Regions from separate parts of the Homo sapiens genome. Here region 2 is linked to region 1. A link is a contact called in ENCODE Hi-C data. All regions are on one chromosome and are shown on one strand. Each heading gives the region's core, a stretch centred on a gene start or an enhancer-like site at or near the end of the contact. The rest is flanking DNA. Distances are from core to core; before and after follow the strand shown. Region 1 holds the start of CCNI (cyclin I). Region 2 holds the start of BMP2K (BMP2 inducible kinase).

Region 1 (4,320 bases), core at 1-2,500:
AAAACATAAACATTTTAGTTCAAACCCCTTCAGAGTCTGAATCCATCCTACCTCCCGAAACACCTTCCACTGTTTTGATACCCAATTGTCAACTTCTGCCAAAAGGATCTGTAACGGAGCCCCCTAGCTCCAGCGGAGGCTCCTCTGTCCTCCTTTCAAATTCCAGTTATTTAATCTAGCCTTTAGAGCACAACTCAAATCTCACCTCCCCCGGATTCCCCCCACCCACCCGCCCCAAGCCCTGGGTAACGTTGCCCTCCCCCGAATTTCACAGCACCGGAGGTTCACCCCATTCATTTGGCATTCAGTCTGCCGTGCAAAGTTAGTAATCCTCCTGGTGTCCCCGGAGAATCGTTCAACCTGAGGGTGGGGGTGTGTCCCCTTCTTTGTGTATTAACACGGGCTCGTAGAGCCTCCAACACGCACTATAGAGTAGCTAATTTGCCGCTGCCACAAAAAAAAGTTACTCGCTGACAGAAAAACTGGCCCGAAAAGGAACACAGTAGTGCCGTTTTCAAGTGGGCAGGTGACGGGTCTGTCTGGGCCGGAGAGGACGAAGAGGGCGGCCCCGAGGTTCCCCGGGCTGGGGGATGCGGGAGGGTGGGTCTCCGGCGAGCAGCGCGCGGCCAAGGGCGCTGCCACGGGGGCGGCGCGGGGGGAGCAGCGGGGCCCCAGCGCGTCGACGCCGGCCGCGGAGACGCGTCGAGCCCCCGCCCCCGCCCCCGCCCCTCACCTTCTCCTCCTCTTCCTCCTCCTCCTCCTCCCCGGCAGAGCTGTAGGCCTCACAGTGGTGACGCGGGGTCATCCGGGGGCCCGTTACCACCTCATTCTCATAGGCGCGCGGAGGCGGTGCGCGCGGGACGACTCGGCCAACTGAGGAGGGAGAAAGGGGAAGCGGATCGGGGGGCGCGGGCGCGGGCGCTGGCGCTCGAGCGGGACGCACGGCTGCGGCCGCTGGGTCGGTCAGCGAATTAGTTCCATGATGACCCCCGGCCTGAGGCCGCCGCCGCTCGAGCCCGGGTTGGGAGGGGGCTCCCTCTCGCCATAGGGCGGCGGGGGCCGGGGAGAGGCGGGGGGTGAGACCGGCTCTGCCCCTGCCCGGGGAAAGCGCCTCCGAGGGGAAATGGTGAAAGGGGGGGAGGGGAGAAAAGAAAAGAAAAAAAAAAAAAGAAAGGGGAAAGGGGGGAAAAATAAGAAAAAGCGAGACAGAGGCGCTGCCGCGTCCGCTCGCGGGGAAGGCTGGGGAGGGAGGGGAAGAGAGGGGAAGGGAGGAAGAAGTGCCGGCTTCCTCGGCTCCGCCCTCGCGGACCGATTCCTAGACTCGCCCACTCCTTGTAAACTACGCGGACTTGGTCTTTCACCCTTCCTGTTCCTCCCCGCCGCCTTCCCGGTCCAACGAAAGTACAGAGAAGTGCGGCCGAAAGGAGACGGGCTGGGGAAGTCGTTGGCACTAGGATGGAAGGAGGGAGGACGTTTTCTCGTGGCTAAGAAAAGCCGAAGGTCCGTGGACTCATTTTCCTTGAAGGAGCGGAAGGGTTGCTTGCAGACCGCACGGTGACGTCAGCGTCTCTGGGCCCCCACTGAGGGGGCGTGCGGTGGCCGGAGAGTGCGCTGCGCATGCGCCTGGGGAAGAAAGAAGCGGCCGAGCGCTGCGCTTGGGGGAGGGGATTTCACGATCCGCTCCTGTGGTCCAGCTTTACAGCAGCTTGGTTTTATCTAGCCCTACTCGTCCCCAGGCTCTTAGAAGGATTCACTGGGAAGGGGCTACTGATCTCTTGGGTGGAGATCTTGCAGATTTGTTGACCTAGCAAAGTATTACGTGTTCTTACCGTTGACATGTAAATAGAATTGCGGTTTTTCTCACTGCCACATTGTGTGGGTGGAGGGAGATTCTAAAGGGTTTTAGGAATCGGAAAATTAGGGAGAATCAAATCATGGGTGCTTAAGGCCTCAGTGAAACACTGTAAATTATACTGCTGACGGCGAGGAACCTGCTTGGCAATGTGGCAAGGGGATTTTATCCACTCAACCAACACGTCTGAGTATTTCCGAATAGGTTTTATTACCAGGTGCTTAAAGAATGTGTGGTGACATAAATGGGTTTTATTTGGGGTTCTGTTAGTACAAACGGTAACTTTTTGCTATTTTGATTGTTTTAATTATTTAAAAATATGTAGTATTACAGAGTTTTGAAAGAGGAAGAGCTAGATCTCAACCATTTATAGAAGTCTCGTTTGTTTTTTCCATTTGTTTTTTATATAGTTATTTTAACTGTCAGTGAAAAAATATGTGTTGAGTTTATTTAGTGGCCAGACTCAGCAAACTGGAAGTAGCCAAGACAGACATAGCTCCTGCCTTCATGGAGTTTACAGTCCAAACAGAGGATAACCATTGAGCTAATTATCACTATGTAAAATTACCAAGTACATTTACTTGTTTACTTGTGCATGTATCCCCTCCCTAGAATATAAGGTCGCAGGCGGCAGGGATCTTGCATGTTTCACCCTCTATCCCTGTGTATAAAAGGCTCTCAATATTTGACCAAGTAAACAATTCTGGTATTAAAACCGTTAAGATGGAAAATCGCCGGCTGCTGTGGAAACGCTTGCCTTTCCGCCTGGTTTGGGATATCAGAGAAGGTTTTTCTGAAGAAGTGACATTTAAGATGAGACTTGAAACCACTGGGCAAAGAATGATACAAGCAGAGGAAGTTATGTGAAAAGGCTCCGAAGCTGAGACGTTCTAAAAATCTCTGAAAGCTAGTGTGGCTGGCCCTCAGACAACTGAGGCAGGATGTGGAAGCAGAGGACAGATGCCATAGAACAGAAGAAGGAATGGGAAGCCCTAGGAGGATTTCAAGTGGGTTGTATCCTTTTTTTTTCTTTTTTTCACTTCATGTAGCCTATTATTATATGGTCTTCATTCAAAAAAGCCACCATTTTTCTGCATGTTACTCTTGAGACTGTAGCATTTCTGCATAATACTATTGAGAGTGTAACATAATTCCATTGTTAGACCATGAAATTGCTTCTGATTTTCACTCCAATAAGAATAATGCAAATTCCACTCCTAAATATATACCCAAGAGAAAGGAAAATATTTGTCCATGCAAAAACTTTTTTACAAACGTTAGCATTATTCATAATAGCCAAAGATGAAACAACCTAAATGTTCATCAGCTGGCGCCTGTATAAATCAAATGTGATACATCTATGTACAATCAAATTTTTATTTTTAAGAGATGGGGTCTGGCTCCGTGGCGCAGATGGGGGTGCCATGAGACTTCCTATGTTGTCCAGGCTGGTCTCAAACTCCTGGCCTCTAGCAATTCTCCCTCCTTAGCCTGAAAGTGATGGGATTACAGGCATGAGCCGTCACACCGACCTATACAATGGAATCTTATTGGGCCATAAAAAGAAAATACTAATACATGCTATAACATGCATAACCTTTGAAAGCAGTATGCTAAATGAAAGAAGCCAGTCACAAAAGACCACATATTATATGATTCCACTTACGTGAATGTCCAGAATAGGCAAATATATAGAGACAGAAAGTAAGGAAGTGGTTGCTTAGGGCTAGGGGCAGGCATGGGATTAGGGGATGATAGTTAAATGATATGGGGGTTTCTTTCTTTTTTTCTTTTCTTTTTTTCTTTTTTTTTTTTTTGGAAACAGGGCCTTGCTCTGTCCCCCAGGCTGCAGGCTGGAGTGCAATGGTGTGAACATGACTCACTGTAGCCTTGACCTCCAGGATCAAGCAATCCTCCTGCCTCAGCCTCCTGTGTAGCTGGAACCACAGGCGCATGCCTCCATGCCCAACTGATTTTTTGAAGGTTTCTTTTTGAGGTGAGAAAAATGTTCTGAGATTGATTGTGTTGATGGTTGCGCAACTGTGAATATTTAGGTTGAGTATTATCCAAAATATTTGAGACCAGAAGTATTTTGAATTTTAAACTTTTTTTTCAGTTTTGGAAATGTTTGCATTAAATTATATACTTACTGGTTGAGCAACCTAGTCTGAAAATCCAAAATGAGCATTTCCTCTGAGTGTCATGTTGGCACTCAAAAAGCTTTGGATTTTGGAGCATTTCAGATTTTTGTATCAGGGATATGCAACCTGTACTAAAAACCATTGAATTGTACACTTTAAATGTATTACTTCTATGGTGTTTGAATTATAATAAAGCTGCTACCCAAAAAATGAAAAACAAAAATAATTCAATTAACATCTTCATAACCTCTTTGGGGCTATTCCTAGGTCCAACAATATTATGTTTTTATGGCTTTTACTGAATACCAGTTGCCAGTTGCAAGGCAG
Region 2 (4,320 bases), core at 931-3,430, 1.7 Mb after region 1:
AGCCTTGAACTCCTTGGTTCAAGCGATCCTCCTGCCTCAGCCTCCTGAGTAGCTGGGATTACAGGTGCACCACCACCATACCTGGCTAATTTTTAATTTTTTTTTTTTTTTTTTTTAAAGAGATGAGGTCTTGTTATGTTGACCATGCTGGTTTTGAACTCCTGGCCTCAAGTGATCCTCGTAAACTAACTTTGAAACTTATTATAGCAGGCTTGTTGTGATCAGGTGAAGTTATATCAGGCCCAAACTTTGTATGTTTGTCTGACTCCAGTTTTGAATTGCATGAAATGACTTAATCTTTCCATTATTCTGCTTAAAAAACAATTCAAATTTAGGAATGAGACTCCACAATGAAGCCCCACAGCAACGAAAGTGGTCAGCTTGTTTCTAAATGGAAATCCCCAACTGCCACACCACATCAATCATCTGACATATAATCTCACTTCCACTAAGCTGGAATCTACTTTAAACGTCAGGTCTCTGGATGAAGAATTTTAGTTTAGTGGGTTATGTAGCAGAAATGCCTAAATCCAGAGCACTATTTTAGTGTTGGCAGAAATAGCTTCTCTTCAAATAGCAGGGAAGAAAGAACAAGGATTTTAAGTTCAAAGTTTTTGTCTAAGCACATTTTCTAATGTTTCTACCCGTTATCTCATTAAAAAGAATAAAGAAATAGGGGTGGGGATAGAACCACATTCATCTACTTTCATAGAAGGTGCATACTGGAGTCCTGCAGATACAATTTATTTGATCTATATTTTAAAAATTAGGGAAATGCCACATTAGAAAACAGTTCCAGGTTTTTGGTTCTCTTAAGAAACTGGAACCTCTGGGCACAGTGTGTGTGCCTATCTTCTTTTGTGGAAAAGTAGGCTGGAGCTGAGAATTGGCTGCTCTCTTTACACAGGCTCTACAGTTTGCCATTCCCTACCACTCCTGAATGTTTTACACCCATATTTATTTTGTTGCTTCACCCTGCAGTCGGGAGACTCCTGCAGTTTATGAAATTGATACAACAGGGCTTTTTTTTTTTTTTTTTTTTTTGGTAGGGGGTGCAAATCTCTTTGATTTGAGGGGAACGCAGTGGTCGCTTTTGCTTCCAAACAGCCTTAAATCTGCCCGTTTTTCAACGATCTGACCTTACTTTTTCAGGGTGGCCAAAAGCACAAAATTATGAATCAAAGAATGGTCCCCAATTACCACGAGCCAGCTGTGTGACCTTGGGCGACTCCGTTAAGTTCTTTTAGCCAAGAGTGATGAATGGTCTGCAAAACGACCTTAATACCTGTTCTGAATACCCCCACATGGCTGTGGTACAGCAGGCGTGAGATGTTTAAAGTACTCCTAAGTAATTTATAAACTGCAAAACGCTTCCCAGCACAAGCGTCCGCTACAGAGCGCGACGACACCGAGCCGGTTTAGAAGTCCAGTTACTGGAATCCACTCCAGTTCCGTCCTGCTCCCACCTCCTACGCTCAGGGTGGGCGAGCGGAAGGAGACTCTCAAGGGAGAAGGCCTGGAAAACTGGCTAAGAAACGAAGCGAGAAGTTCCTCAGCAGGGGTAAAGTTGTTGGCGGCATTTTTAAGCCCCTAGAGTGGCACAGCGACTCCCGGTCGAGATGACGGACCCCGGTGCGTGACCAGCGCGGGAGCCAGTCCCGGGCCACCTCCCTGCTTGAAGTCGGGCCTGGCCAGTACCCTCCCGGCGCAACCCCGGACCCGGGACCCCCGACTTTGCCCTAGTCCCCAACCCCCACAATCACCTCCCTTGGTCCCCCTCCACGTGACAAGAGCCGGAACCGTCACTTCCGGCGGCGCGGGCAGCGCGCCTGCGCGGGTCGCCCGGCCTCAGTGAGCGGTTGGCAGCAGCGCCCCCCCCCCCCCCCCGCCAACGGCCACGAGTGGCGGGCGGCGCGGGTTCGGCCGGGGCGGCGGCGGCGCGACGGGCTGCGGTCCTGCGGGTTTGTGGCCTGAGACGTCTAGCCCACTCCCTGGAGGGGCCGGCCGCCCAGCCTCTTTCGCTCTCTTCCTCTACCCCGGCTCGCGCTCCAGGCGCTTAGTGAGGCGGCGGGACGCCCGGGGCACTGGCGGAGGCGGCGGCGTCGCCCCTGGATTCGGACCCGCCCCCTCGCGCCCCGCCCCGTCCCCGCCCTCCCCACCGCCCTCTGCGGGAGCCGGGCAGCTGCAGCGGAGCCGCGGAGCGGGCGGCGGGGCCCAGGCTGTGCGCTTGGGGAGCGCGGAATGTGAGGCTTGGCGGGCCGCAGCACGCTCGGACGGGCCAGGGGCGGCGACCCCTCGCGGACGCCCGGCTGCGCGCCGGGCCGGGGACTTGCCCTTGCACGCTCCCTGCGCCCTCCAGCTCGCCGGCGGGACCATGAAGAAGTTCTCTCGGATGCCCAAGTCGGAGGGCGGCAGCGGCGGCGGAGCGGCGGGTGGCGGGGCTGGCGGGGCCGGGGCCGGGGCCGGCTGCGGCTCCGGCGGCTCGTCCGTGGGGGTCCGGGTGTTCGCGGTCGGCCGCCACCAGGTCACCCTGGAAGAGTCGCTGGCCGAAGGTACGGGCGCCCGGGGAGGCTCGGACAGGCAGGTGAGGGAGGGTTGGGGTGTGGCGGCGGCTTCTCCGGGTCCTCGCCCTCCGGACTGACTCTTATACCCCATTCTTCCTCTGCTGCCGGGCCAGCGGGGGCTCCTAAAGAGTGGCTCGGGCTTTCTCTCTTAAGCTGGCTTTTCTTGCCGCTGGCTGCCCCGGCCGGTGCACAGTTCTCTCATGCCTAGTTTAAATCATTTTCTGTGCTTTTTGACGCGAGAAAATAGGTAGTAGACGGGCTAGGAAGTGGGTTGGTGTTACGATTGGGCCAGTGACTCATTAGAGGGTCAGATCGAACAGGGTTGAAGCTCCGTTCTGCCAGCTGTGGCTCAGACGGGTGTCATGCGTTGGCCTTTTCATCTAAGCCTCCACCCGCGCTGCAGGGCATAGGACCCTGCAGCCCCTGGTGTCAAGCTGGGCTTTGCTGCAGCTCAGTCATCTGTTGAAAAACAATGTATTTGTGTGCATGTGTGCGTGTTGGAGGTGATCCTTTGCTCTAAATTCAGTTAGTAGGTTGCACTGAGGAGCAGGTAAACTTGGAGCCCATTTATCTTTGTTATTTAGAATCTTCTCTGTTGGACAAGGTGCTATTCATGCCCTCCCAGTATGTCTCTTTGATAGTAGTTTAAAAGGTGATATAAAAGCAGGTTAACTTTCACTTAACGAGGTTTTGTGGTCGGTCCTTCATGATCTGGAACAGGTTATGACGGCAGGTAGAAGTCTACTTACAAAAAAAGTTTACTCCATTTTAAAAGAAGAACTTAGAATTTAGTTTTGTATTTCTGGCATAATTGCCTTGTAGAAAATACTTGCCCTGTGTGCTGCATGCTTCATTGGCCTTTGAGTTTTTAGTTGCAAAATGATACTACAAAATAAACACTTTAAAAGAAATACTTTTTGTTGATAAATGGCCCTTTTAAGTTCTATGGTTAAGATAAAAAAAATCGAAGAGTGGATTCAGTTCTCCGAGCGTTAGACGTTGATGTGGTTTGAAAACAGTAGACTGAGATTCCGCTTGTATTTTTTGAAATGCTATACACAACAGTAAATTAGCACAAGGGAAAAAACCTGAAGATTTTTGTATAAAATATTTGAAAGAGAAAGAAATCGTGAATTATTCAAGTGTACATATCATTGTTTCGTGAACCATTGCTCAGAATAATGATCTTAGCCGAAACTTGGAGAGGTGGGAGAAGGAGGATCCTTAGTTTTTCAGAAGAATGAATATGTGGTGAGTGGTCTTTATAAAAGATTTACTATACTATAAAGTTTTCTAGCTCTTTATTACACATGAATTTCAATTATTGGTTTAGATTGTGTTGTAGGTTTTAAAAGCACATGGCTCTTCACTCAAATGCCATATTCTGTCTTTGAATTGTTTTAGTAACTAATTGAAATGTAGCTTGAGTAGTGTTACACTCACTCATTCCACTAAATCCCAGATGGGTCTTTTATTTAATAGAAAAAAAATACTGACATTTCACAAATTAGATTTTGAATTTGTAACTTGTATTACTCACTACCCTAAGCATATCTTATCACTACCCTAAGCAAGCCATTTTCAATAAAAAAATAATTTTGGAAAGTAATAAAGATGAATTTCAAAAGGAGAGTTCGTTCAACCACAACGAAGAATAAAAGTTTATTTCAAGCGCTAATGTCACTGTTAGAGTGTTCCACTGACTTTTGCCATAAATGTATCATTTCTCTTGAAAAGTCAATAATCAAATGCTAGG

The links. A loop is a pair of places that touch in the nucleus more often than their neighbours do. Pooled maps may share reads with other maps.
Region 2: a loop to region 1 is called in a map of CD8-positive, alpha-beta T cell, with 13 times the contacts of the local background. The contact joins the promoter of BMP2K here to the promoter of CCNI in region 1. A Hi-C loop is called at or near these places in 6 of 168 maps with a recorded cell type or tissue (B cell, CD4-positive, alpha-beta T cell, CD4-positive, alpha-beta memory T cell and 2 more), 6 of 37 single-sample maps with no recorded cell type and 15 of 50 pooled maps.

The regions. Positions count from the first base shown.
Region 1 is chr4:77,074,739-77,079,058 of GRCh38, forward strand. It overlaps CCNI (cyclin I), which reads right to left and starts at 1,251. Exons shown (of 7, transcript NM_006835.3): 1 at 734-1,251. RefSeq lists silencers at 579-728, 789-1,138 and enhancers at 1,319-1,548, 1,447-2,417.
Region 2 is chr4:78,774,170-78,778,489 of GRCh38, forward strand. BMP2K (BMP2 inducible kinase) reads left to right here and starts at 2,181. Exons shown (of 16, transcript NM_198892.2): 1 at 2,181-2,552. The coding sequence starts at 2,375. It overlaps BMP2K-DT (BMP2K divergent transcript), which reads right to left and starts at 1,801. Exons shown (of 1, transcript NR_186689.1): 1 at 1-1,801. RefSeq lists enhancers at 1,417-2,047, 2,680-3,310 and silencers at 1,514-1,763, 1,854-2,523, 2,885-3,085.